Linked DNA regions of Homo sapiens: all the other regions are linked to region 4. Evidence: chromatin loops called from intact Hi-C (ENCODE). Cell type or tissue: Calu3. All regions are shown on one strand. Region 1 has its middle 22 kb from the start of EFNB1. Region 2 has its middle 8.5 kb from the start of YIPF6. Region 3 has its middle 29 kb from the start of OPHN1. Region 4 overlaps OPHN1 (oligophrenin 1). Region 5 overlaps STARD8 (StAR related lipid transfer domain containing 8).

The links. Hi-C counts contacts between places; a loop is a spot of excess contacts. Peaks named below come from ENCODE experiments on the same cell type or tissue, not always from the same donor. Only the 100,000 strongest peaks of a DNase experiment are listed, where the experiment ranks them.
Region 1: it touches region 4 in a loop (18-fold over the local background); 17 of 110 quality-filtered maps call a loop at or near these places.
Region 2: a loop joins it to region 4, with 10 times the contacts of the local background. A loop is called at or near these places in 16 of 110 quality-filtered maps.
Region 3: it touches region 4 in a loop (15-fold over the local background); 77 of 110 quality-filtered maps call a loop at or near these places.
Region 5: it touches region 4 in a loop (10-fold over the local background); 30 of 110 quality-filtered maps call a loop at or near these places.

What each region holds. Positions count from the first base shown.
Region 1 is chrX:68,804,886-68,809,885 of GRCh38, reverse strand. No RefSeq gene overlaps it. Among named protein-coding and RNA genes, the nearest start is that of EFNB1, 22 kb to the left of the region's middle. In Calu3, a CTCF peak has its summit at 1,892 (motif pointing right); a DNase peak (open chromatin) is centred at 1,856.
Region 2 is chrX:68,488,045-68,493,044 of GRCh38, reverse strand. No RefSeq gene overlaps it. Among named protein-coding and RNA genes, the nearest start is that of YIPF6, 8.5 kb to the left of the region's middle. In Calu3, a CTCF peak has its summit at 2,139; DNase peaks (open chromatin) are centred at 2,194 and 4,244.
Region 3 is chrX:68,459,990-68,464,989 of GRCh38, reverse strand. No RefSeq gene overlaps it. Among named protein-coding and RNA genes, the nearest start is that of OPHN1, 29 kb to the right of the region's middle. In Calu3, a CTCF peak has its summit at 2,087 (motif pointing right); a DNase peak (open chromatin) is centred at 2,099.
Region 4 is chrX:68,194,835-68,199,834 of GRCh38, reverse strand. It overlaps OPHN1 (oligophrenin 1), which reads left to right. Exons shown (of 25, transcript NM_002547.3): 12 at 2,571-2,649. Among named protein-coding and RNA genes, the nearest start is that of OPHN1, 240 kb to the left of the region's middle. In Calu3, no CTCF peak of the experiment used is centred here; a DNase peak (open chromatin) is centred at 2,694.
Region 5 is chrX:68,708,066-68,713,065 of GRCh38, reverse strand. It overlaps STARD8 (StAR related lipid transfer domain containing 8), which reads right to left. Exons shown (of 15, transcript NM_001142503.3): 3 at 81-152. Among named protein-coding and RNA genes, the nearest start is that of STARD8, 63 kb to the right of the region's middle. In Calu3, a CTCF peak has its summit at 1,975; a DNase peak (open chromatin) is centred at 1,985.

The sequences.
Region 1 (5,000 bases), 610 kb before region 4:
GTCCAAGATTTAGAACATGGCCATATCTTTTTGGTGGCTACCATTCGCCTCACTAGAATGGAGAAAGGGGTTGAGGATATGGGGTGAAGAGCAAGGGGCAGAGCAATTGCTATGTGTCAAGCCCCATACTAAATCCTTTATGTACATTATCTCATTAAAGTGGCCCAACCCTCTGAGTTGTTTACTATAAATACTATCATTTGCCAACAAAAAAGTTGTGGTACAGAGAAGTTAAGTAATTTGCCCACATTCACACAGCTAGGAAGGTATGGTGCCTCCTTACTAGCTGTCTAACTTGAAACCCAGCATAGCTAACCACAACCCTCAGTTTTCCCCTCAGATAAACCTGGGGATTGGGATTTAAGGAGCCTCAGTAGTGTTAGAAGCATCCTAATATAGCTGTTGGGAGCCCTGGCTCTGAGGTCAAACTGACTTGTGTTTCTATTTTATATCTGTCTCTTATTACCTGTGTGATTCTCCCTGAGCTTCTGTTTGATCTGTGATGAATTGGGGAGATATCATTCATTCATTCATTAAGTGCCTACTATAGGCCAAGAAAGTAACACTTACCTACCAGGGTGTTGTGCAGATTGAATGAGCTAATGCATATAAATCTCCTGACATGTATGACAAAGAGTGGCTATTATCATTGTTTCATAGTTACAGGAGAGAGAGAGAGAGAGAGAGAGAAAGAGAGAGAGAGAGAGAAAAAGAGAGAGAGAGAATAAAAGAGAGAGAGAGAGAGAGAATGGCCAGACCAAAAGGAGTTACTTTTGGAGTGAGACTGAGATAAAGTTCCCAAGACCTAGGTTGATTCAAATGCCAGAGAGACGATGGCACAGGCAGAGGCAAAAGCTAGGTTCCTTGGCCAGGTCATGGAGAAGGGTCCAACATCAAGGCCAAAGGCCTCTAATTTTAGCCTGAATTTACATGATGTGAACACACGAGGGCATGCGCCTCTCACAACAGGCTGCCCCAAAGAATCCCAGAGAGGCCCAAGCCCCTGCTCTCTTGTTTCTACCTCTTGGCAGCAGGCTCAGGCCCTGTGACTGTGAAGGAGGCAGAGAGAGGGAGGAAGTATAGGAGATCTGCAGGATCTTCTCTGGGATATGAAAGAGTAAATCCCTTGCGTTGGCCCACAGGAGAGATAAAACGGGAGGTGGAACAGGCCCAGCAGATTCGGTGATAGATGGGGAAGAGAAAAGGTCACAATGCAGGGGATTGAAATGACCTTTTTGCCTGGAGACCAGGCGCGTGCACACACACACACACACACACACACACACACACACACACACACGAAATAAGAGCGAGTCCAAATTTGGCGAAGGAAGCCTGAGTGAGGTATGGGAATGTCCAACCAGGGGCATTTTGGGTCACACAATATCTCAGTCCTCATGTTATAATCATGAAAAATAAAGACAGTGGAACCTCACATCTCTATAGGGTCACTAGGTGGAATAGGCTGAGCTGATATCTCCAGTGAGAAAGGCCCAAGGAAACCAAGGCAGTTCTGAGGTTGGGAATCTCAAAGAACTTCTAAAGCCTGAACAGGGTAGTTTAAACTTCAGAATTAAGGGAGCAAAGAATGGTAGGAAGAGGCACCAGCTTTGTAGTCAGACAATTCACTACACTCTTGCTGGCAGCTTGGCCTTAGGTAAGTTACATAAACTCTCTGAGTTTGCCTTATCTTTCAGATGGGAATGATAATAGTACCACCAGATAAGGGTTAAGTAAGATACTGGGTATAAAAGTTTCAGGCACACAGCAGGTGCCTAGAAAATGCTAGTTCTGCAGCTATCCATAAGGGAGTCTTGAGGACCTCCTCCAGTGGGAAACTTTGGCGACCTTGAGGCCGATTGTACCACTTGAGGGCAGTGTCCTACTGTTGGGAAATTAAACCTATGTAGGCTTGGACCTGGATTAGAAAACCTTTAAGGAACCTTCTGTCCCTGAGACTCCATGCTCAGCCAACCAGCAAATATATAGTGTGTACCACATAACGTATGCAAGGCATTGTGGGAGATATAGAAAGCTATTCATATCTCCTCATTCAGGTCTCAGTTCAATTGCCACCTCCTCAGGAACCTTCTCCAATCATCCAGGCTAACATTGCCACTCCCCCAACTCTAATCATTATTTAGGTCATTTCTTGTTTTATTTTCGTCATAACACTTATCATAGTCTAAAGTTGTCATTTTCTTCATGTATTTACTCTTTGAATCTGGGGCCAGATTTCAAAGGGCTTTGAATTACATAAAAAAGTTCAAAAGTTAACCTGTATCACTGGAGAGCTTTAGAAGGATTTAAGGCTAGGAGTGGATATGGTTAGAGCTACAGGATTTAATGTGTATTTTTGAAATCAAACGAATACATGTATATGATTAAAAATCAAAGAGTAGAAGTTTTTATTATAACAATCAACAGTCCTTTGCCCCATCTTTTCCCATGCCAGACCCGCTCGTCTTTTAGCTGTTTCTCCTGGTAATTAGTTCCTTCATTTATCTCTAATACTATACATAAGCTGCTATTTCTTAATCTATCAGTTTAAGACACAACCTCTCCTACTCCTGTCTTCTCCATATACACCTTATCTTTAGTTCCTTCCTTGCTTTTCTGTGTAGCTTTAGACAATTGCTTGCATCTATATTTCTTGCTTTATCAACTGTAGACAATATCTCTTGATTCCCCGTTCTGTAAGATAAGAATATTAGTGGCCCTGCTTTCCTCTTCAGCTCCTCTCTTCCTTTCTACATCCCATCTTTCATCACGTATACTTTTAATTTCACATTGTCAAGATTGATGACATTTCCATAAGCCTAATTAAGTCTTCCGTGGCTTCTCTGCATGTTGATTTTAAAAGTTGAAAACAAGCAATAATGGCATTATGGTGGCTATGTACATTGTGTTTCCTTCATATCCAAGTAGTTTATGATGCAACCATTTCCCTTTCTTAGCCTTTTTTAGACAGCTTTTTGTTTTCCTGGAGCTTTCCTTTCTTTTCTTTTTTTTTTAAATTAGGACAAAATACACATAACATAAATTTACCATTTTAACCATTGTTAACATGTACAATTCATTGGCAACTAGTCCATTCATAGTTTTGTTCAACCATCACCACTATCTAGCTCCAGAACATTTTAATCTTCCTAATGGAAAACTTGTAACATTCCCCTCTCCCTCCAACCCCTGGCAGCCCCTCTACTTTCTGTCTGTGGATTTATCTATCCTGGGTACCTCATATAAATGAAATGATATGATATGTGGTCTTTTGCGCCTGCCTTGTTTCAAAGTTCATCCATGTTGTAGCAAGTATCAGTACTTCATTTCATTTTGTGACTAAAAAATATTATATTTTATGGATATGCCACATTTTGTTTATCCATTGACAGACATTTGAGCTGTTTCCACCTTTTGGCTACTGTGAATAGTGCTGCTATAAACATTCGTTTACAAATTTTTATTTGAACATTTCTTTTTAATTCTTTAGAGTATATATGTAGGAGTAGGATTGCTTGGTCATATGGTAATTTTCTGTTTAATATATTGAGTAGTCACCAAATTGTTTTTCACAGTGTGTGTACCATTTTACATTTACACCAGCAATGTACACAGGTCTCAATTTCTTCACCTATCATTTTCTATTTTTTAAATTATGCCCAATCTAGTGGAAGTGAAATAAGCTCTTTAGCTTTGATTTGCATTCCCATAATGATTAGTGACACTGACAAATTTTTAATGTACATGTTGACCATTTGTATGTCTTATTTGGAGAAATGTCTATTCAAGTGCTTTGTCCATTTTTAAATTGGGTTGTTTGTCTTTCTCTTGAGTTGTAAGAGTTCTTCATATAGTCCAGATAGACCCTTACAGGCACATGATTCACAAGTATTTTCTCCCACTGTGTGGAATGTCTTTTTACTCTCTTGATAGTATTCCTTGATGCACAACAGTTTTTAATTTTGATGAAATTCTATTAATCTATTTTTTATTTTACTGCTTGTGCTTTTAGTGTCACATCTAAAAAAACATTGCCAAATCCAGTCATAAAAATTTACTTCTGTGTTTTCTTCTGAGAGTTTTAAAAAATAATCTTCACTCTTATATTTAGGTATTTGATCCATTTTTAGTTAATTTTTGTATTCGGTTTGAGGTAAGGGTCCAACTTCATTCTTTTGCATGTAGATATCTAGCTGCCCCAGCATCATTTGTTGAAAAGATCTTTCTTCCCTGTTGAGTAGTGTTGACACCTTTGTCAAAAATTAGTTGACCATAGACATTTGGGTTTATTTCTGGACTTTAAATTTGATTCCAATCATCAATGTATCTATCCTTAGGCCAGGACCAGACTGTTGTAAATACTGTAGCTTTCTAGTAAGTTTTGAAAGGGTGTTGAATTTTGTCAAATTATTTTTCAACATAAGTTGAGATTAGAATGTGGATTTTTCCCCTTCATTCTGTTAATACGGTATATTACATTGGTTGGTTTTTGTACATTGAAAGATACTTGCATTCCTGGGATAAATCACCCTTGGTAACATGTATAAAGCTTTTAATATGCTGTTGAATTTAGCTTACTGTTAATGTGTTGAATATTTTTCATCTATATTCACAAGTGTTATTTATCTGTTTTTTTAACGTGATATTTTTGTCTGACTTTAGTATCAGAGTAATACTGACATAATTAAATTAGTTAGAAAGTGTTCCTTTATCCTCCATTTTTTGGAAGGTTTTGAGAAGAATTGGTGTTAATTATTTTAGTGAAGCCATTTGGTCCCAAGCTTTTGTTTGTTGGGAGATATTTAATTACTGATTCAATCTCTTTACTTGTTATAGGTCTATTCAGATATTCATGAGGATATAGCAAAATGAACATATATGCACCCGACAAAAAGTCCATAAATACAAGAAGCAAAAATTGACAGAATTGACAGGAGGAATAGACAGTTCTACAATAATAGTTTTAAACTCCAATCTCCTACCTTTTTTTGAGACAGGGT
Region 2 (5,000 bases), 290 kb before region 4:
CAAAATGCTAGGATTACAGGCCTGAGCCACATGAGCCACACAGTGAGACTCTGTCTCAAAAAAAAAAAAAAAAAAAAAAAAAGAAAAGAAAAGAAAAAAAATGAAATTTAATCCCCAATGTGACAATGTTGGGAGATAGGACCTGGTGGGAGGTGTTTGGGTCATGGCAGTGGATTCCTCATGAGTAGATTAATACCCTCTCTTGGGGCGCTTGAGTTATTACTCTGTTAATTCTCACAAGAGCTGGCTGTTAAAAAGAGCCTGTCACCTCCCCACCCTTGCTTCCTTTTTTGTCATGTGATCTCTTTACACACACTGGCTTTCCTTCTGCTTTCCACAGTGAGTTGAAGCAGCCTGAGGCCCTCATCTGATGCAGAAGCTCAATCTTGAACTTTCCAGTCACCAGAATCATGAGCCAAATAAACCTCTTTTCTTTATAAACTACCTGGTCTCGGGTATTCTGTTATAACAACACTAAATGGACTAAGATATATGTGAGTGGTACATTAAAAAAGAAAAGCAGCTTATAAAAATACTATTTATGTAATAAATATTATGTAAATAGAAGGACTAATGAACACACAAGAATTGAATTTTCCTACCAATATCCATGTCCCCCTTATTCTTTAACAGACCTGTACATGGGCAGGTTTCTGAGAAAGCAATTATTTTATTAAATAGAGGACACACACTCAGCTTGCATGGCTTACTCCTCTCAATCTTCTTGTCCTGAATATAGACATGATATCTGGAGATGCAAGAATGCAACAACCATCTTGCCACCAAAAGAAGAAAAAGATGAGAACAAAAGTCCAAGTGCTAAGGATGCCCTTTTCACGTTCTGTGAATTAAGAAGAAAAGAAAAGAAAAGAAAAAGAAACAAAAAGAAGGACAGGAATGGTGGCTCACTCATACCAGCAATTTGGGAGGCCAAGGCAGGCAGATCACTTGAGGCCAGGAGTTTGACATCAGCCTGGCCAACAAGGTGAAATCCCATCTCTACTAAAAATACAAAAATTAGCCAGGTGTGGTGGTGCATGCCTGTAGTCCCAGCTACTTGGGAGGGTGAGGCATGAGAATCATTTGAACCCAGGAGGCAGAGGTTGCAGTGAGCTGAGATCATGGCACTGTACTCCAGCCTGAGTGACAGAGCAAGACTCTGTCTCAAAAAAAATTAAATTAAATTAAAAATGTAAAAAAAAAACCAGTCATCACATATATTGTAAAAAGCAATATGAATCTCTTCATTAAAAATGGGGATATAGGCTGGGCACGGTGGCTCACACCTGTAATCTCAGCATTTGGGGAGGCCAAGGTGGGCGGATCACTTGAGGTCTGGAGTTTGAGACCTGCCTGGCCAACATAGCGAAACCCTGTCTCTAGTAAAAATACAAAAAATAAAAATAAATGAGCCAGGCTTGGTGGCAGGCACCTGTAATCCCAACTACTTGGGAGACTGAGGCAGGAGAATCACTTGAACTTGGGAGGCAGAGGTTGTGGTGAGCCAAGATTGTGCCACTGCACTCTAACCTGGGGCAACAGAGTGAGACTCCGTCTCAAAAAAAAAAAAAAAGGTTGGGGGGCAGGGAAGGATATATCAGGCCGGGCGAGGTGGCTCACGCCTATAATCCCACCACTTTGGGAGGCTGAGGCGGGTGGATCACTTGAGGTCAGGCCAACATGGCTTGGCCAACATGGTAAAACCCCGTCTCTACTAAAAATACAAAAATCAGCCAGGCGTGGTGCCAGGCGCCTGTAATCCCAGCTACTCAGGAGACTGAGACAGGAAAATTGCTTGAACCCAGGAGGTGGAGGTTGCAGTGAGCTGAGACTCTGTCTCTATTTTTAAAAAATGGGAATATATCAGTACTAACTTAATTCAAAGGAATTTTTGGGGGCTTGAAAGAGAAAATACATGAGAAAGTAAAATGCCAACAATAAAGCAAAATGTATCTTATTGCTGCAGTTGTCTGTCTATTCCTGGATTTCCTCCAGAAGGCAGAGCCTGAGACAAGGACTTTCATGTTGGTGTTGATATTGGGAAGTCATCCCATGTAACAGGAGTGCAGAACATGAAAGTCTGAAGCAGAAAAGGAAGGAAAGTCATTAAAAGAATATATTTCCAGCTGGGCACCTGGGGGTCAATCCCACTGAGGAGCCATGTAGAATGCAATTCACAGTTGTCCACTGGAGGGACAGAAGAGTAGGAGTCTCTCTACAGCTCCTGTATCCCATTGGTCAGGAGTCACTATGTGCAGTGTTAATTCCCTTTCACCTCCAGACTTGTGCATGCTTCAGAATATTAGAACAGTTTCCCACAGGCAAGAAGAAGCCTGTGGACTTCTGTGAGATAAAACACAGTGTAGGCAAGTACTGTCAGGTTGAACCTGCCTACATAGTGGTAGATGGAAAGAATACAAGGCAGGGCTTGAAAGGTATTTGATGCCTACTCTAAACGCAAGGCGACAGTTATCTGAAAAATAGTGGTGGTAGTAGGAGTGTCAAGGAAGCAATTTTACTTTCATTTTTCTTTACTTTTTATCTTTACATTTTCAAAGAGGCAGCTTGATGTAGTGAATAAGCACACAAACTCTGGAACCAGACTATGTAGGTTTGAAACTAAACTCCATCATTAGTAAATCATGTCATTTTGGACAAGTTACTAAATCTCTCCATGCCTCAGTTTCATCATCGGTAAAATGGAGATAACAATAGCTGCCTAATAGAGTTGTGAGGACTGAGTTAAATGTTAGCTATTAATATTTACAATAGAAACACATGTTTGGCCAGGTGTGGTGGCTCATGCCTATAATCCCAGCACTTTGGGAGGCTGACGTGGGCGGATCATCTGACGTCAGGATTTCAAGACCAACTTGGCCAACATGGGGAAACCCCATCTCTACTAAAAATACAAAAATTAGCCAGACATGGTTGTGTGTGCCTGTAATCCCAGCTACTCAGGAGGCTGAGGCAGGAGAATTGCTTAAACTCAGGAGCCAGAGGTTGCAATTAGCCGAGATCGAGCCACTGCACTCCAGCCCGGGTAACAGAGCAAGACTCTATCTCAATAAATAAATAAATAAATATTAAAAAAATAAGAAACACATGTCTGCTGCCCCTCCCCACCCGATTTTGCCCTTCCATACTCTCATCTATTCCCTCACTGAAGACAGAAGATCTTTTATTTTCTATTATTTATAACTTCAGAATTTGGCCTCCTGTTCTTTCCCATTAACTTGAGTGACCTGTGTGAGAGACAGACAGACAGATACCACACAAAGATGGTAGGACAAGAACTTTTACTTTTTCTTACATAAAAATATTTAAAAATAAATAAAATTTTAAACTAAAAAAATTACATTTGTTGTAAAAATTGAGAACACATAGTTATATAAAAATATGAAGTTAAGTGTTCTGTGTCTGTTGTTAGAATGTGGGGTTTTTTTGTTTTGTTTTTGTTTTTTTGTGTGTGTTTTTTGAGATAGAGGCTCTCTCTGTCGCCCAGGCTGGAGCGCAGTGGTGCTATCTCAGCTCACTGCGACCGCCGCCTCCCAGGTTCAGGTGATTCTCATGCGGCAGCCTACTGAGTAGCTGGGATTACAGGCGCGTGCCACCAAGCCCAGCTAATTTTTGTATTTTTAGCAGAGATGGGGTATCACCATGTTGGCCAGGCTGGTCTTGAACTACTGACCTCAAGTTATCCTCCTGCCTCGGCCTCCAAAAGTGCTGGGATTACAGGTGTGAACCACTGCACCTGGCCAGAATGTTTTCGTTTTTGAGTAAGACAAAATCAACCCACACTGCTAGTGATGGATTGGAGAAAGCAAGGCCCATGAATTGAGATGGAAAGCCTTGGGGTCAGGCAGTTGGAAGGTGACATAAAACTATTCTGTCAGCAAAGTCAGGCCAAGGGGCTGAGGGAAGCCGAGGAATGAAATGGAACTTGGATAAACTGAGTGGTGAGCGTATGTAGCTAGCCAACAGGAGGTGTTCCTTCCCCTGCTGTTTTCTGTTGTTCCTTCTGCCTTTTTTTCTGGTCCTTCACTACCTTGCTTCTTGGCAGCAATGCCTTCCCTTTTTGTAACTGAAAAAAAGGTGAACATGGGGCCACTGTGGACGAATGTATGGTCAATGTTTGTTCTGAATGAGTTCATCTAAAAAGTGCACTTCTGAAAAGCAAACAAAACCTACGCAGTTAGGTTGCCATTAAAATGACACACAGTGCAAAGAGCAGTGTGTCTGTTGTACTACACACTCCTACTTTCCACCCCTCCCCCATCGCTTTCTTGAGAAGGACGAACCTGACAAGGAAAGAGGAAGAATAGCAAGGAAAGGATACCCTTAGGAGTAGGCAACAGCAACTCAATACTTCCCATGCTTCCCATGTTAAAGTTTGAGGTAAACTTTAATATAAGAAACACCACACGAGGTGTTTTTGATGTAGTGAATAAGCATACAAATTCCACAGGTGCAGTGGCTCATGCCTGTAATCTCAGCACTTTGGGAGGCTGAGACAGGCAGCTCACTTGAGCCAAGAGTTCGAGACCAGCCTGGGCAACATGGCAAAACCCCATATCCATAAAAAAAATACAAAAATTAGCCAGGCCTGGTGGCAGGTGCCTGCAGTCCCAGCTACTTGGGGGTCTGAGGCAGGAGGATTGCTTGAGCCCAGGAGGTTGAGGCTGCAGTGAGTCCACTGCCCTCCAGCCTGAGCAACAGAGCAACTCAAGAAAGAAAGAAAGAAAAAAAGAAAGAAAGAAAGAAAAGAAAAGAAAAAAAGCAAGAAAGAAAAGAAAAAAGAGAAAGAGAAAGAAATAAAAAAGAAAAGAAAAAGGAAAAGGAAAAAAAAGGAAGGAAAGATGAACCACACGGGAATCATTTTAAAGCTTCCTCTCTAGTAAGATTGGGAACAGAGAATCCTATGAGTGGGCATGACCAAGGGCAGCAGAGGCCACTGAGTTCCTAACACACTGCATGCAGTCCCTTAGGATGAGTAGATG
Region 3 (5,000 bases), 270 kb before region 4:
CAGAGCTAGGGAATATACGTGGATGATTTCATCATCGCATATGGGCTCTGACACTATGTGACAGGTCATTAATTGCTTCCACATAAACACCCTCCTCACTCTCATATTTCTTTTTTTTTTTTCTTTTTGAAATGGAGTTTCAGTCTGTCGCCCAGGTTGGAGTGCAGTGGCATGATGTCAGCTCACTGCAACCTCCGCCTCCCAGGTTCAAGTAATTCTATCTGCCTCAGCCTCCCGAGTACCTGGGATTGCAGGCGCCCACCACCACACCCGGCTAATTTTTGTATTTTTAGTAAAGATGGGGTTTTGCCATGTTGGCCAGGCTGGTCTTGAACTCCTGACCTCAAGTGATTCACCCTCCTCAGCCTCCCAAAGTGATGGGATTACAGGTGTGAGCTACTGCACCCGGTCCACCCTCCTCACTCTGATCTGGCTGAAACACCCTGCTTTGAGCCACCATAGCTTCCCTTAAGCCTAGTTCAGAAACCTGCTTTTCTTCATCACTTTTAATGTCTTCTGAGCTGAATTATTCAGAAAGAAAAGGGCAAAGTAAGAAAGGGAAGGAAGGCCGGGCACAGTGGTTCACGCCTGTAATCCCAGCATTTTGGGAGACCGAGGTGGGCAGATCACCTGTGGTTGGGCATTTGAGACCAGCATGACCAACATGGAGAAACCCCATCTCTACTAAAAATACAAAAGTAGCCGGGTGTATTGGTGCATACCTGTAATCCCAGCTACTTAGGAGGCTGAGGCAGGAGAATCACTTGAACACAGGAGGTGGAGGTTGCGGTGAGCCAGGATTGCACTGTTGCTCTCCAGCCTGGGCAACAAGAGCAAAACTCCATCTCAAATAAATAAATAAATAAAAAGAAGAAAGAAAGAAAAAGAAAGGGAAAGGAAAGGGAGAGTAGAAAAGGGAAAGTAGAAAGGGAAATGGAAGGATGAGAAGGAAAGGGAAAAGGAAATGGAAGTGGAAGAGGAAGAGCTTCACTGAATTCTTATTTTCAGTTATTGTACTTTTTAGTTCTAGAATTTCTATTTCTTCCTTTTTTGCAAATCTGGGATATATCTATTTTGATGTTTATTATGGAAAATGTCTAACATAAACAAATAAAGAAATAGTATAGGCCAGAAGCGGTGGCTTATGCCTGTAATCCCAACATTTTGAGAGGCCAAGACTGGAGTATTGCTTGAGGTCAGGAGTTGGAGACTAGCCTGAGCAACCACTCTTGACTACTAAAAATAATTTTTTTAAAAACATTAGGTAGGCATGTTGGAGCATACCTGTTGTCCCAGCTGAGGTGGGAGGATTGCCTGAGCCCAGGAAGTTGAGGCTGCTGTGAACTGAGATGGCACTACTGCACTCCAGCCTGGGCAACAGAGCAAGGCACTGTTTTAAAAAAGAAAATAGTATAATGAGCCTCTTTGTACTCATCACCAGCTTCAACAGTAATTGATTCATGGCCACTCTTGTTTAATTTATTTTCCCTGCTGTGTCTGACCTGGGTTATTTTCAACCAATCCCATATATCGTATCTTTTTTAAAATAAACTTTTATTTTAGAACAGTTTTAGATTTGCAGAAACATTGAGAAGATAATATAGAGAATTCCCATATACTGCAAACCCAGTTTTTCCTGTTATTATTGTATTACACTAGTATGGTACTTTTTTTTTTTAAACAATTAGTGAGTCAGTATTCATATATTATTGTTTCCGGAAAAGGGGTCCCGATCCAGACCCATAAGAGAGGGTCCTTGGACCTCGGGCAAGAAAGAATTCAGGGAGAGTCCACAGAGTAGAGTGAAAGCAAGTTTATTAGAGAAGTAAAGAAACAAAAGAATGGCTACTCCATAGGCAGAGCAGCAATGCAGGCTACTTGACTGAGTATACCTATAGTTATTTCTTGCTTATATGCTAAACAAGGGATGGATTATTCATGAGGTTTCGGGAAAGGGGGGACAATTTCCGGAGAAGAAGTTCCCTCCCCTTTTAAAACCATATAGGTTAATTTCCAGACGTTGCCATGGCGTTTGCAAACTGTCATGGCGCTGATGAGAGTGTCTTTTACCATGCTAATGCATTATAATTAGCATGTAATGAGCAGTGAGGACCACCAGAGGTCACTTTCATCACCATCTTGGTTTTGGTGGGTTTCAGACAGCTTCTTTATCACACTGTGTTTTTGTTTTGTTTTTGTTTTGTTTTTTTGAGACATGATCTCACTTTGTTGCCCAGGCTGAAGTGCTGTGACGTGATCTGGGTTCACTGCAGCCTCCACCTCCTGGGTTCAAGCGATTCTCTTGCCTCAGCCACCCAAGTAGCTCGTGCCACCATACCTGGCTAATTTTTGTATTTTTAGTAGAGATGGGGTTTCGCTATGTTCTCCAGGCTGGTCTCGAACTCCTGAGCTCAAGCAATCAGCCCAACTTGGCCTCCCGAAGTACTGGGATTACAGGCTTGAGCCACCGTGCCCGGCCTTTGCATTCTTTTTTTATCAGCAGGGTCATTATGACCTGTATGTTGTACAGGTCGTTATGACGTACATGTCATAACGACCTCCTATCTCATCCTGTGACTATGCATGCCTAACCTCCTAGGAATGTGGCCCAGTAAGTCATAGCCTTATTTTACCCAGCACCTATTAAAGATGGAGTCACTCTGGTTCGAGTGCCTCTGACATTATTATTAACTGAATTTCACACTTTATTCAGATTTCCTTAGTTTTAACATAATGTCCTTTTTATGTTCCAAGAAGTTATTCAGCATACCACATTACATTTAGTCATCATGTCTTCTTAGGTTCCTCTTGACTGTGACAGATGATGCCATATCTTTTTATCTATATGTATTTCCATATGTATTTTTATACAAGAACTCCGTAGGGGAGGAAAAACGATTTTCTCTCTAAACTTCATAGTTCTTAATTGGGATGGACCCCTGTAAAAAACTGATTAATAAGAGAAAAGCAAATGGAGGTTTATTAACATGTATACCTCATGTATACATAAGAGATACCAAGAGAAATAGTAAATTTCAAAGAGGTGGCTTTGAATTCTGGCTTAAATATTATCATACACTAAAACAAAGAAACAAGGGTGCAGACAAGGCCAGTTATGGTGAGGTACCCAGGAAAAGTACAGTAAAGAAGGATAAGATTTGTTATGCATATTTAAGTCACTGACTTCTCCATTGATGAATGTCTAGTGATTTAGTCATCCTTCTCTTACTGGAGCAAAGAGAGAGAGAGATCCTTATAAATGGAAATTTCCTTTAAATTTCCTTTACAAAAGGATAACTATTATGTTTTCAGAACTTCTAGGTCTGCAGTTTCTGAAAGTAATAAACTCAAAATAATCCTGTGTCAAAGAGGCATATTTTATTGTGGCATATTCTGGTCTCCTACTGAGGCAGGAGAACAGGGCCTGGAAGCAGGGAACCTAAGGACTTCCTAGAACTAAATCAAAGGGAAACACTTCAGCTATGACAGGAAATATCCTCTTCATTTACATAGGTCACACACCGAGTAAATGACTTTGTAACTTTACTTCATTCTCTTCATTTACATAGAGTGTACACTAAGTAAATAACTTTGTAACTTCACTTTAACCTCTTCATTTACTTAGAGCATGTACCAAGTAACCAATGGAAACCTCTAAAGGGTATTTAAACCCCAGAAAATTCTGTAACCGGGCCCTTGAGCCGCTTGCTCCATCAACTCCCACCGTGTGGTGTGTGCTTTCAGTTTCAATAAATCTCTGCTTTCGTTGTTACATTCTTTCCTTGCTTTGTCCTTTTTTGTCCAATTATTTGTTCAAAACGCCAAGAACCTGGACAGGACACCCTCAACTGGTAACACTACAACTCTTTGTCAAAAATAAATAAGCCCTGGGCTGTGGCTCATGCCTGTATTCCCAGCACTTTGGGAGGCCAAGGCAGGTGGATCATCTGAGGTCAGGAGTTTGAGACCAGCCTAGCCAACATGGTGAAACCCTGTCTCTACCAAAAATACAAAAATTAGCCGGGAGTGCTCGTGCATGCCTGTAATTGCAGCTACTCGGAGGCTGAGGCAGGAGAATCACTTGAACTCAGAAGGTGGAGGTTGCAGTGAGCCGAGATCGTGCCACTGCACTCCAGCCTGGGCGACAGAGCGAGATTCCATCTCTAAATAAATAAGTAAATAAATATCAATCTTCATTATCTTAACCAATAAAGAATAAATCTTTACTATCATTGAGTTAGTGTTTAAATTTCTCCAATAGCCTCATTTTTTTTAACAATTTGTTCAAGTGAAAATCCAAAATCCAAAAGTGGTCCATATAGTGTGATTGATCGTGGTCCATACAGTATGATTGATTGATGCCTTTTAAGTTCCTTTTTTTTTTATTTTGAGACGGTGTCTCACTCTGTCTCCCAGGCTGGAGTGCAGTGGCGAGATCTCAGCTTGCCGCAACCTCCACCTCCTGGGCCCAAGCAATCCTCCCTCCTCAGCCTCCTGAGTAGCTGGGACTACAGGGCACGCCTCATCATGCCTGGCTAATTTTTGTATTTTTGTAGAAATGGGGTTTTGCCTTGTTGCCCAGGCTAGTCTGAAACTCCTGGAATCAAGCCATTCGCCGGAATGTACTCAGCCTCCCAAAGTACTAATATTACAGGCGAGAGCCATTTCACCCGACCTTAAATTCCTTTTAATCTATAAATTCTTCATGTCTTTTTTTTCCTGCCCTCCATTTTTTGTTATTGAAGAAACTGTCCTCCAGAGATTTCCACAGTCTGTATTTTGGTAATTGTGCTCCTATGATGTTGTTTAACATGTTCCTTTGCATCCTTCATTTCCTGAAAACTGGCAGTAAATTCTAGTCTTAAACAGATTCAGATTTGAACATAATGTGCTATTGTTTCTCTTTCTGTGATGTTAGTAGTCAATGATGATCATTGCCCAGAGCCATTATTTTATTAGGGAGTTGCAAAATTGTGATGCTCTAATTCTATCATCCTTTT
Region 4 (5,000 bases):
CCTGCCTCGGCCTCCCAGAGTGCTGGGATTATAGGCGTGAGCCACTATGCCTGGCTCCATGCTGTTTTTAATTTTTTATATTGTCTATTATAAGCAGAAGAAACAAGCTGCAAAGTAGAGCGTTAAATATAATAATGAACAGGTGCTGAGGCCCCTCTCTGCATGTGGAGTCTTTTGAGTGACATGACATCTGCTTTTCTGGCTAGTCAGTCTGATATAAGGAACAGAGTCAGGCTTCCTAGCAGGCATCAGGCAGCTGTACTCACATTCCCTGGAGCACAGAGCAAAGGGCTCTTGGAGCCACTTTTTCTATGTCAGGAAGAGAGGATAAGATTTTTTATTTTTTTAACTTTTAATTTTTTAGAGAGAGGGTCTTACTCTGTTGCCCAGGTTGGTTTGCAGTGGCACAGGTTCAAGTGATCCTCTTGCGTGAGCCTCCTGAGTAGCTGGGACTGACAGGTGTGCACCACCATATCTGGCTAATTTTTTATTTTTTATAGCTATGGGACCTTGCTATGTTGCCCAGGCTGGTCTTCAACTCCTGGCTTGCAGTGATTCTCCTGTGCCAGCCTCCCAAAGTGCTCATATTACAGGTGTGAGTCACTGCACCTGGTTCTAAATTTAGGCTCTTAGCAGTATTTAAAATGACAGGCTCATAGCAAGGCAGAGCTTGAAATGTTTTAATAACAGCAACAACAATAATTGTAATAATAATAAAAACAATTGCTAACATTTGCCAAGTACCTCCTTTGTGACAGGCACTGTTATCAGCCATTTAAGCGTATAATTTCCTTTAGTCGTCACCACAGTCACATGAGGGAGGTGATGTTATTTGAATTTTGGTTTGTGAATCTGTATCATTTTTGTGTTAACAATGGATGACCCCATTCAAGATGGCTGTGGAAGTATATATTGTTGCCAGTAACCACAAGACTGTCATTAAGAGGTGCTTTAATGAAGTAAGAGAAGGTAGGACAGGAACCCCATGATTCCAGCAGGTAGAACAGGATTCCTGTGATATCAGTAATGGAAAGGACCTCCCAGCTCCTGTGTTCCAGAACCCTTTCAGATAAAGAAACTGAGGTCTAGAAAGGCCTAGTTACTTATCCAGGGTGGCTGAACTCTCTTGGCATTGCTTTTATCATTCTATGACTCTAGGAGAGGTCTCATCTTATCACAGAATTTGTGGAAGGAACAATGTTTTCCTAATGGCTCAGCAAGCCAGGAGAATGCAAGGAGACTTTATACCTTGCATAAAGTATGGTTAATCTCAAAATTCCAGATGAGTCACAAAGATCTAAAAAGACCATAAAGAGCATAACAGCTTGGGATATCTCTGGGTAGTTAGTAGTGTCTTAGTCCATTTGTGATGTTATGACAAAATACCTGAGACTCAGTAATGTATAAACAACAGAAATTCATTTGTCACATTTCTAGAAGCTGGAAGTCCAAGCAGTTTCAGTGTCTGGTGAGGGCCTGGTCTCTGTTTCCAAGATGGCATCTTGTTGCAGTGCCCTCCAGAGAGCACCAACACCGTGTCCTCATATGTCAGAAGAGATGGAAGGGAATGAACCTACTCTTTCAAGTTTTTGTAAAAGGGCCCTAATCCCATTCATGAGGTTCTACCCTTATGACTAACTCACCTCCTAAAGGTCCCATTTCTTAATATCATCACATTGGTAGTTAACTTTCAACCTATGAATTTTGGGGAATATTCAGACCACAGCAGGTAGCCTGCAAATAAATAGAATAAAACAGGGTTCGAAGCCGTGTGCCAGGCAGAAGAGGCCTTATATTGTAGTAATGAAGAATATGGCTGCTGGACCAGACTTTCTGGATTTAATTCCTGTCTCTAGTAGTTCCCTGCTATATGACCTTGGATAATTACTCTGTGCCTCAGTTTCCCCTTCTGTGAAATAGAGATGATTACTGTAACTGCCTTATTATATATATTAACTGAGTTAATATACATAGTTTACTTGGAACAAAATTTGTCACCTAGTAAGCATTCAGTAAATATTAGTTGTTTTTATTAGTCATAAAATTGCTTATTAGCCAAAACGCCTCCTCCCTGTGTCTTAGCCAGTACTCATGTTGTTGAATTTATTGCAACTCAAAATGTTTCTTGGACATCGCAGGTGCTGGAAGAAGCAAAGCCATTTTACTGAGAGATAATGTGCCTCTGATGTTCATGCTCATTCCTAGAGCTCAGACAAAGTGGCTGGCTTCCAACAGAGTAAGGCAGTGAGAGCCTTTGTTTGGTTCAAGCACAATGGGGCCAATTTAAGTGTGCATTATGGAGGCGTCTTGACAGTTACCTTCCTATTTCTTGCAGGATCTGGGCACAAGGCCACCAAGATACCACCCCCGCCTCCATGGTTCCCAAAGTTACTGTTCTGTAAATTGCCTATTGTTTTCTTGAGTAAAAGAGATTTTGAAAAATTAGTATTCTGTAAGCCTATGCTTGTTCAGTGTGACAAACTCCAGGGCAGAGAGGGACCCTAGATCACAAGACTCCATTCTCTCAGTTGAATTTTCTGCTTTATACTTACCATTTTTTTCCCCCTCAGGCCAGGAACCATCACTCTGCAGGCCCTTTCAGAAGCTAACAGAAGGCTATGGATGGAAGCCATGGATGGGAAAGAACCTGTAAGTTACCTGACACTGGGGAAACCTCCCCAGCATATGCCAGTGTATGAGTGCCCTCTAGTGGTATCAGTGGGTCTCAGACAATTAAATGGTAATGGATTGTTTAGTCTCAGTTTTAGAGCTGTAAGGAATTGTTTCCACATCTCTTAGCAGGTAAGGCAACTGGAGTTCCAGAAAGGTTGAGGGACTTTTCTGAGACCACCCTCAGAGAAGACACCAAAACCGGGCTTAGAATGCAGATCTCTCAGCTCCCTGCTCTAGTGTTAGACTATGTAGCTATGCCCATGAGCTTTTCTTCAGAAAGAATGAAGCCATTTTTCAGGTTATAAAATCAATATGTGTTAATTAATTAATATGTGTTAATATGAAAAATAATTGCCATAGTTATAAATAAGCACTTATTAAACATTTATTCAGAATGATTTTTCTGCCTCACCCTTATACCACCAACTCAGCTTATTCTCTTTGAGGGTACAGCTGGTAGCGGAGATGGCATTGCCATCCTGTATCACAAGATGTACCGTTCCATTTAGAACACGGTTATGCAGGAGGACAAGCAATCCCTTGAAAGGGTTACTGATTATCATCAAGCGACCAATAGAAACAGTTGGAAATAATTGAAAAACATTCTGGTTTCTTAGTGGCATATTAAATAATATCAGCTTCCTGGTGTTGGAATTCCAAAAGCTTGGATATAGGTACTAGTTCTGCCATTAAATGGCTATGTGACTCTGGGCAAATCATTTCACCTCTCTGAGATTCAGTTTTCTTCTCCTCAGTAAAAGGGCTTTAATAATTTCTTTCTACCTATCTCACAGGGTTGCTTAGAAAAAACAGATGGAAGTCATCTTGTAAACCACAATGTGCTAGCCGATCTGAATGATGGGATACAAAACTCCTAAGATCCAGCAGTGTTCAGATACAGTCTTATTTCTTTGCTGTATTCAAGTGAAAAACTGGCTAGGAGGGAAAATGCATTCTAGGTTTTTCTTTCTATGTGTCCTCAGTATCCTGGAGAATTTAGAGGGGTAACTAGATCCCAGATTGCACTTATAGTAAACTGGAAGGTAGCAGGAGAGACTTGGTATTCTGAAGACTGCCATCCAGAAAATATTCCAGCACTGTCTTCCTTCTGTCACCTTCCAGAAACCTGCTGCTGAACTCTTTCATGCTTGTGACATTTCTGTAGGCAGATGCTGGGAAGCTCAGCAAGGCATTTATCTTTCAATTCCCTCTCCCAAGTTTGCTCTCCCTTTAGGTTTTCAAGAATCAAAGGATGCAGATGGCTTTCTGTGGAGAATGATGTGAGCACATGGGCCCACTGAATGTGGATCCATACCAACTTGATCATGGCAGATTTTTCCACAAATCCCTTGTTTAGAAAAGTAGCAGAAAAGGCTGGCTGGCACAAAAATATCTCCCACTGAAATATCTGTGGGCATACACACATATGCAGAACTTATTTTAAGGAGAGGCTGTTCAAACAGACTCTTAACAGATGGCATATAGAGGGCTCATTTCCTGCAACCTCACATTACTAATGTTGTTGCTCCTTTACTAAACACTCCAGTTCACTAGTCTTACAAATCTCATCCATGCCTTTGCCTAAACTGTCAAAGAAGATCAGGGCTTGAAGGAATGTCTACTCCAACCCTGATCACTTTACTGATATAAATTTTGAGATCTGGAGAATGGAAAGGGCATGCCCAAAATTTCCTAAGAGGTAGAGGTAGAGCCAGGACTAGACTTCAAGAGTCAACAGTCTTCTTTCTGGTCTCTCACATAGCTATCACAGCACATACTCCAAGACAACACAGACAAATCTTGGTGTATTCATGGATCTCTTTCAGATGGACATTTGCCTTTCCACAGAGAAGTATTCATCAACCAGTCTTTGAGGGTGGGAGATTGGTGTTAGGAACATTTAAATTTTATAATGCCCATTAGACAGGTACATAGCCATGAGGAAAACACTTTCCTGGTCTCTTGCTTTATCATAAAAATGCCCCAGGTGTTACATAAGTAAATATCTAAGATGGATTAGCTAAAACTGTAGCTATGGTGAACTGTGTGAAATTCAGTGTAATTTTCAGGGATTGTTCAAGTATTTTCTTTCTTTCTTCCTTCCTTCCTTCCTTCCTTCCTTCCTTCCTTCCTTCCTTCCTTCCTTCCTTCCTTCCTTTCTTTCTCTCTCTCTCTTTCTTTCTTTCTTTTTTTTTTGACAGAGTCTCGCTCTGTTGCCCAGGTTGGAGTGCAGTGGTGTGATCTCAGCTCACTGCAGCCTCCACCTCCTGGGTTCAAGAGATTCTCCTGACTCAACCTCCCAAACAGCTGGGATTACAGGTGCACGC
Region 5 (5,000 bases), 510 kb before region 4:
AATCTGACTTGCCCCATCTAACAGATGAAAAACTGAGGGCTAGGGGAAGTATGGGAGGGTAAACAGTTGAGTGGCCTTACCTTCAAAAAGCTGCACATACTGAGGGAATCCTGTTGCTTGAAGCCACTCACATGCTCTTTTGGCCTCGGCTTCTAAAACAGAACAAGGGAAAGAAACAGGCAAAGAAATGGGGTTAGGAGGGTGCTGACACCAGGGCCCTAGGTGCATGCTGCCCAACCCCAGCAGGCAGACATGTCTCATTCTGGTGATCTAGCAATGGCAAGAGAAGGCCAGAGGTCCTAGCACATTTGCTCCAAGTCATAGCCAGCCAGGAGGCCCTCTGCTCCCCAAGCCCTACTGTCTGGGCATCCTGGCCCTGGCTTTCTTGAGTCTCATTCCCTGCCTGTTCCAAACCCCTCCCACTCTCCCACCCCCTGCCCAGGAACCAGGATCATCTGGGGTCAAGGAGGCCTGCTGGGATAAGAAGCCACAGCTGTGTCCACCCCCGAGCCTTTCTGAGGGACTCACCCCCTTCCAAGGCCCTGGGTAGACCACCTTAGCCCAGGCAGGAAGTAGAAATGTTCAACCATTCCTATCATTCTCTTTCTCATCATCGCATCTAACATTCTTCAGCACTTTGACAGCCAACTCTCATTTCACACACACAATAACTGGTGATGGCTTTGCTATCCCCATTTTACAGACAAACAAACAGGCTCAGCCTATGGTCTCACAGTGGACAAAGCAGCAGTGCCAGGGTTGGAATCCCAGCTGAGTCTGACAGCAGCACCCCCATGCTCATTATAGTCCTCCCTCCTCAGGGAGCTTCCCAGTACTGCCCCAGCCCTCTTGGCCTATTTGTGTCATAGTGCAGTGCTGAGTGTCATGAAGACACAGTACTGGCCTGTCGGGGTCTTGGGGGGCCATGGCTAGGTCAGCCTGTCGCCTCTGCTCTGGGAGTTCTGGCACAGAGCTGAGCACCCCTGCCAGCACCAGCAGAGATGTGCAGCTGGACTAAAGCCACAGAGGAGGCGCTCCTAGTCAGGGTAGGCCAAATACCAGCAGCAAAGCCCTGCACCTGCCTGGGCGGTTATTTGCTTCCCACCCAGGTGATGCCAAGATGAATGGGGCTGGGACCATGGGACCTGGCATCACCGGGTTGGTTGGGGAAGTCAGCTGGCTTCAGCAGAGCTGATCCTGCCATGGAGTCCTGCCCCCAACACATCCTCCATTTCCTCAGCACCTGTGGCCACAGTCTCGCCTGGCCCCCCTGACCAGAGGACTCTAAGGAGGCTGGTGAGGTTTTTCCAAGACAGGAAGAGCTCTCTCTTCCCAGTGCTCACTCACAAGGAAACCCAGGATGAAATCCTAGTGGCTGGGACAGATAAGATGAAGGACAAAACAGTATTTCAGAGATGCTAGGTGAGTAGACAGTGGAGGGAAGAGTGGGGGAAGTCAGAAGTCAGTCAGAAAAAGTAATGGGCTCCTCAAGGGTCACACACTGATGAGGATTTGAGGGAAAGAAGAGAGGGCTCTGCAGCCCCTGGAGCCCCTGCAGGTTTTGGGGGCAAATGGGGGTAAGGGCAAGGATGAACATCTCTGCATTTCTGTGAGTGAATGCAACAGGTCAGTGCCCACCACAGCATCTGTCTCTACATGTAGCTGTAGCCAAATCTGCTCATGTCCATGACTCATGAGGATCACTGTGGGACCATGCACCTGTATATACCCACAGGCACCTCAGTCTGTGCATGCATCTGCCTCTCTTTCTCTCTCTGTCTCTCTGTCTCTCTCTCTCTCTCGTCTCTTTCTCTCCGTGTGTGTGTGTGTGTGTGTGTGTGTGCATGCATACATGTATGTTTTATGTTACTGCAACTTCCTAACCTAAGATAGAGATCTAGGAATCGCCAGGACCTCTGAGGGGTCCCTGGAAAGTGTCTGACAGAGCCCTGCTAGCAGTACCTCCACCTGTCTGGCAGGGGGCAATGCAAGCCTGAAAAAGGATCCTGTGCTCCAGGCCAGTGGTAGTCTAGGTGATGTAAGACCAGTCCAAAGGGAGCTGCCCAGGGAGCCTGTGAGGAACATGGTTCTGCTGCTAGGACAGCTGAGCTGGCTGCCACAGCCACTTCCCTGTCCCTGTTCCTGTCATGCCCCTGGGATGAGACCCTTTCCCCATCTTAGCACGCATCCTGGCAGCCAGCTCTGCTTTCCTGTTATTAGGACAAAAGGGAGGTGCCAGAAAATGGACCAGGTTAGGACTTCCAGAGAGGCAGGCGCAGGAGCAGACAGTGGCCCCTAAAGGGTCACAAGTATGGCCACCCCAGGAAAGGGAGCAAATCTCTAGGGTAGGCCTGCATGCCAGGAACACACCCTTAAAATCCCACTGCAGCCCTCAGTTACTCATGGCTAATGGAGAGGGTAGGAGAGGCACCTCCCTCCCCTGATGCTAGGCATTGGCCCTAGCTGGGGGTTGGCAGAAGGGGACCATCTCACTCAGGTCAATGCCAAGTTCTTTCATGACTACCTAGAGCCCTGTAGCCCCTTGCTACTCAAAGTGTAGTCCCAGACTAGCAGCATCAACATCACCTGGGAGCTTGTTAGAAATGCAGAATCCCAAGCCCCACACCCAGAACCACTATATTTAAGAAGACCCTTGGGCAAACACATTAAAGTTTGAAAAGTCTTGGTCTAAATCACATTGCTCAGTGATTCTCACCCCTGGATGCACATAAGAATCAGCTAGGAAGTGTTATTTTAAAAAATACCAGTGCCCAGGGCCCCTTCCCCAGAAGGCTGGCTTAATTGATCTGCGGTAGGACTCTCCACATTGGTATTTTTTAAAAGTTACAGTATAAGGCCTACTGAGGCCCAAGAGACTTTTCCAAGGTCATACAGGGTAAAGTGTCACAGCTGAGACTATAACCCTGATCTTTTCACTCCATGTTCAGTGCTCTTTGCCATTGCATTATGCCACCTGCCCTCATGCCAGCCAAGCAAGGAGCTCAGACTCAAAGGAACCAACCCCAGCCCCCCAGGCTGTTTTCCTGCTCCTTCTGGTCTAGTGGAGTCACAACCCAGGGTTCAAATCCTGATGCTGTCAGTCACTAGCTCTTTGACTTTGGGCGAGTTGTATAACCTCTCCAGGTTTCTGTTTCCTTCTTGGTAAAATAGGAGCCATGGCATCCACATCTTTTTTCTATTTTTATTTTATTTTTCATGTTTATGGGTTTTTTTTTTCTTTTTGAGACAGGGTTTCACTCTGTCAACCAAGCTGGAGTGCAGTGGCGCTATCACAGCTCACTGCAGGCTCAAACTCCTGGGTTTGTGTGATCCTCCCATCTCAGCCTCCTGAGTAGCTAGGACTACAATAGCATCCACCACACCACACCTGGTTAATTTTCTTTTTATTTTTTGTAGAGACAGGGTCTTACTATATTGCCCAGGCTGATATCCATCTCCTGGCCTCCAGTGATCCTCCTGTCTCCCTGTCTCAGCCTCCCAAAGTGCTAGGATTACAGGTGTGAGCCACCACACCCAGCCAGCATCCACATCTTATAGCTACTGAGAGCATTAAATAAAATACTACAGAAAGTAAAAGCCCCTGGCACATAATACCAAGCACTCAACAAATGTGTTCCACCCCAACTCTGACTCTGAAGGGTCCCAAAGAAAAAGAGGAAATTAGAGAAAGAAGCCCAGCTGCTGCGTTCCCCTGTGGGTCCGGACAATGGCTTTGCCCAGACCACTGTCAGAATTGCAGCCAAATGGCTGGGGGAAGTGAGGTAAGGAGCCTTCAAAGAGGCTGCAATTGCTCCAAAGACAAAGGAGCAAAGGAGTTTGGAGTAGGGCTACAGACTGAATTCCCCACCAGCCCTCCTTAACAGGAATCTAGAGAATGTAATGGGTTATTACCAAACAGGATGTCAGGGACATTGGCTCCCCACAATACACCATCTCATGGAGGGCTGGGAGGCCCCGAGGCTCCCTCCCAGATGGATCAGTCAGAGACATATGTCTTGGTGATTAAAGGCTGAACTGAGGTGCTCTGCCTTGTCCCTCCCACTCGTCTCAGCCTACCCAGGCTGAGGCCAGGAGCGACCCCACCCCCACCCCCAGTAGACTCGATTCACCTGGGGCTGAAGCCCAGGTGGCCCGGACTGAGGATGGGCTTATGTATCTGGTGGGGAGAGTGACAACGGGCAGGCTGAGGTGAGTGAGGTAGGAATGTCTGTGGCCCCTTGCCCTACCTCTGTATCCAGATATGCAGATTCCAAGGCATGGCTGCCAGCAGTTTTAAAGGCTATATTCTGCAGGCAGTGCATGCTCTGGCCAAAGCTTAGGTGATGTGCCAGGATAGGTCAGTAACAGCAGTCAGCTGGCACAAACTGGATTCCACTGAGACTTAAGCCCCTGGGGGAGGGGCCCAGATGACCCAGGCTGGGAGAGTCAGGGGAGAGGGCATACTAGAAAGCTCCAGAGTCCAATCAGGCCTCAGAGCCAAACCCACAGGTCTCCTGGAGGGAGCATCAAAGAAGGAAAGGCTGAGCAGCAGCACATGCTTTCTGAGGTCAATGACAGTATCTGCACCTACATTTACACAGGCCACGTCCCAGAGACAGCACAGAGCAGTTTTCTATGCTGAGAAGGATGCAACCAGGAAAAAAGCAGGCCTTCTGGTCTTGAGAAACACTCAAGCATAGGGCTTATGCACCCAGGAAAGAGGCAGCAACATTTCTCACTGGGAGATGCAATAATGCCCAAAGATGATCACTAAGTTGGAAAAAAAGCTTTTTTCTAATCAAGCCAGCTTCCATGCTTGCCACTAAGTCATCTGAGACAACTCGTGTCATTCTCTAAGCTTTGGTTTCCAAATTTATACAGTGGAGACTAACGACTTTCCTGTCTACCACTGTGGTTACCTTATAGATTTGATCGGGCTTTTGCTGGTTTTGAAAGTGGCTATATAAAAGTTATCATTAATGAAGGCTATTTTTGTTAAG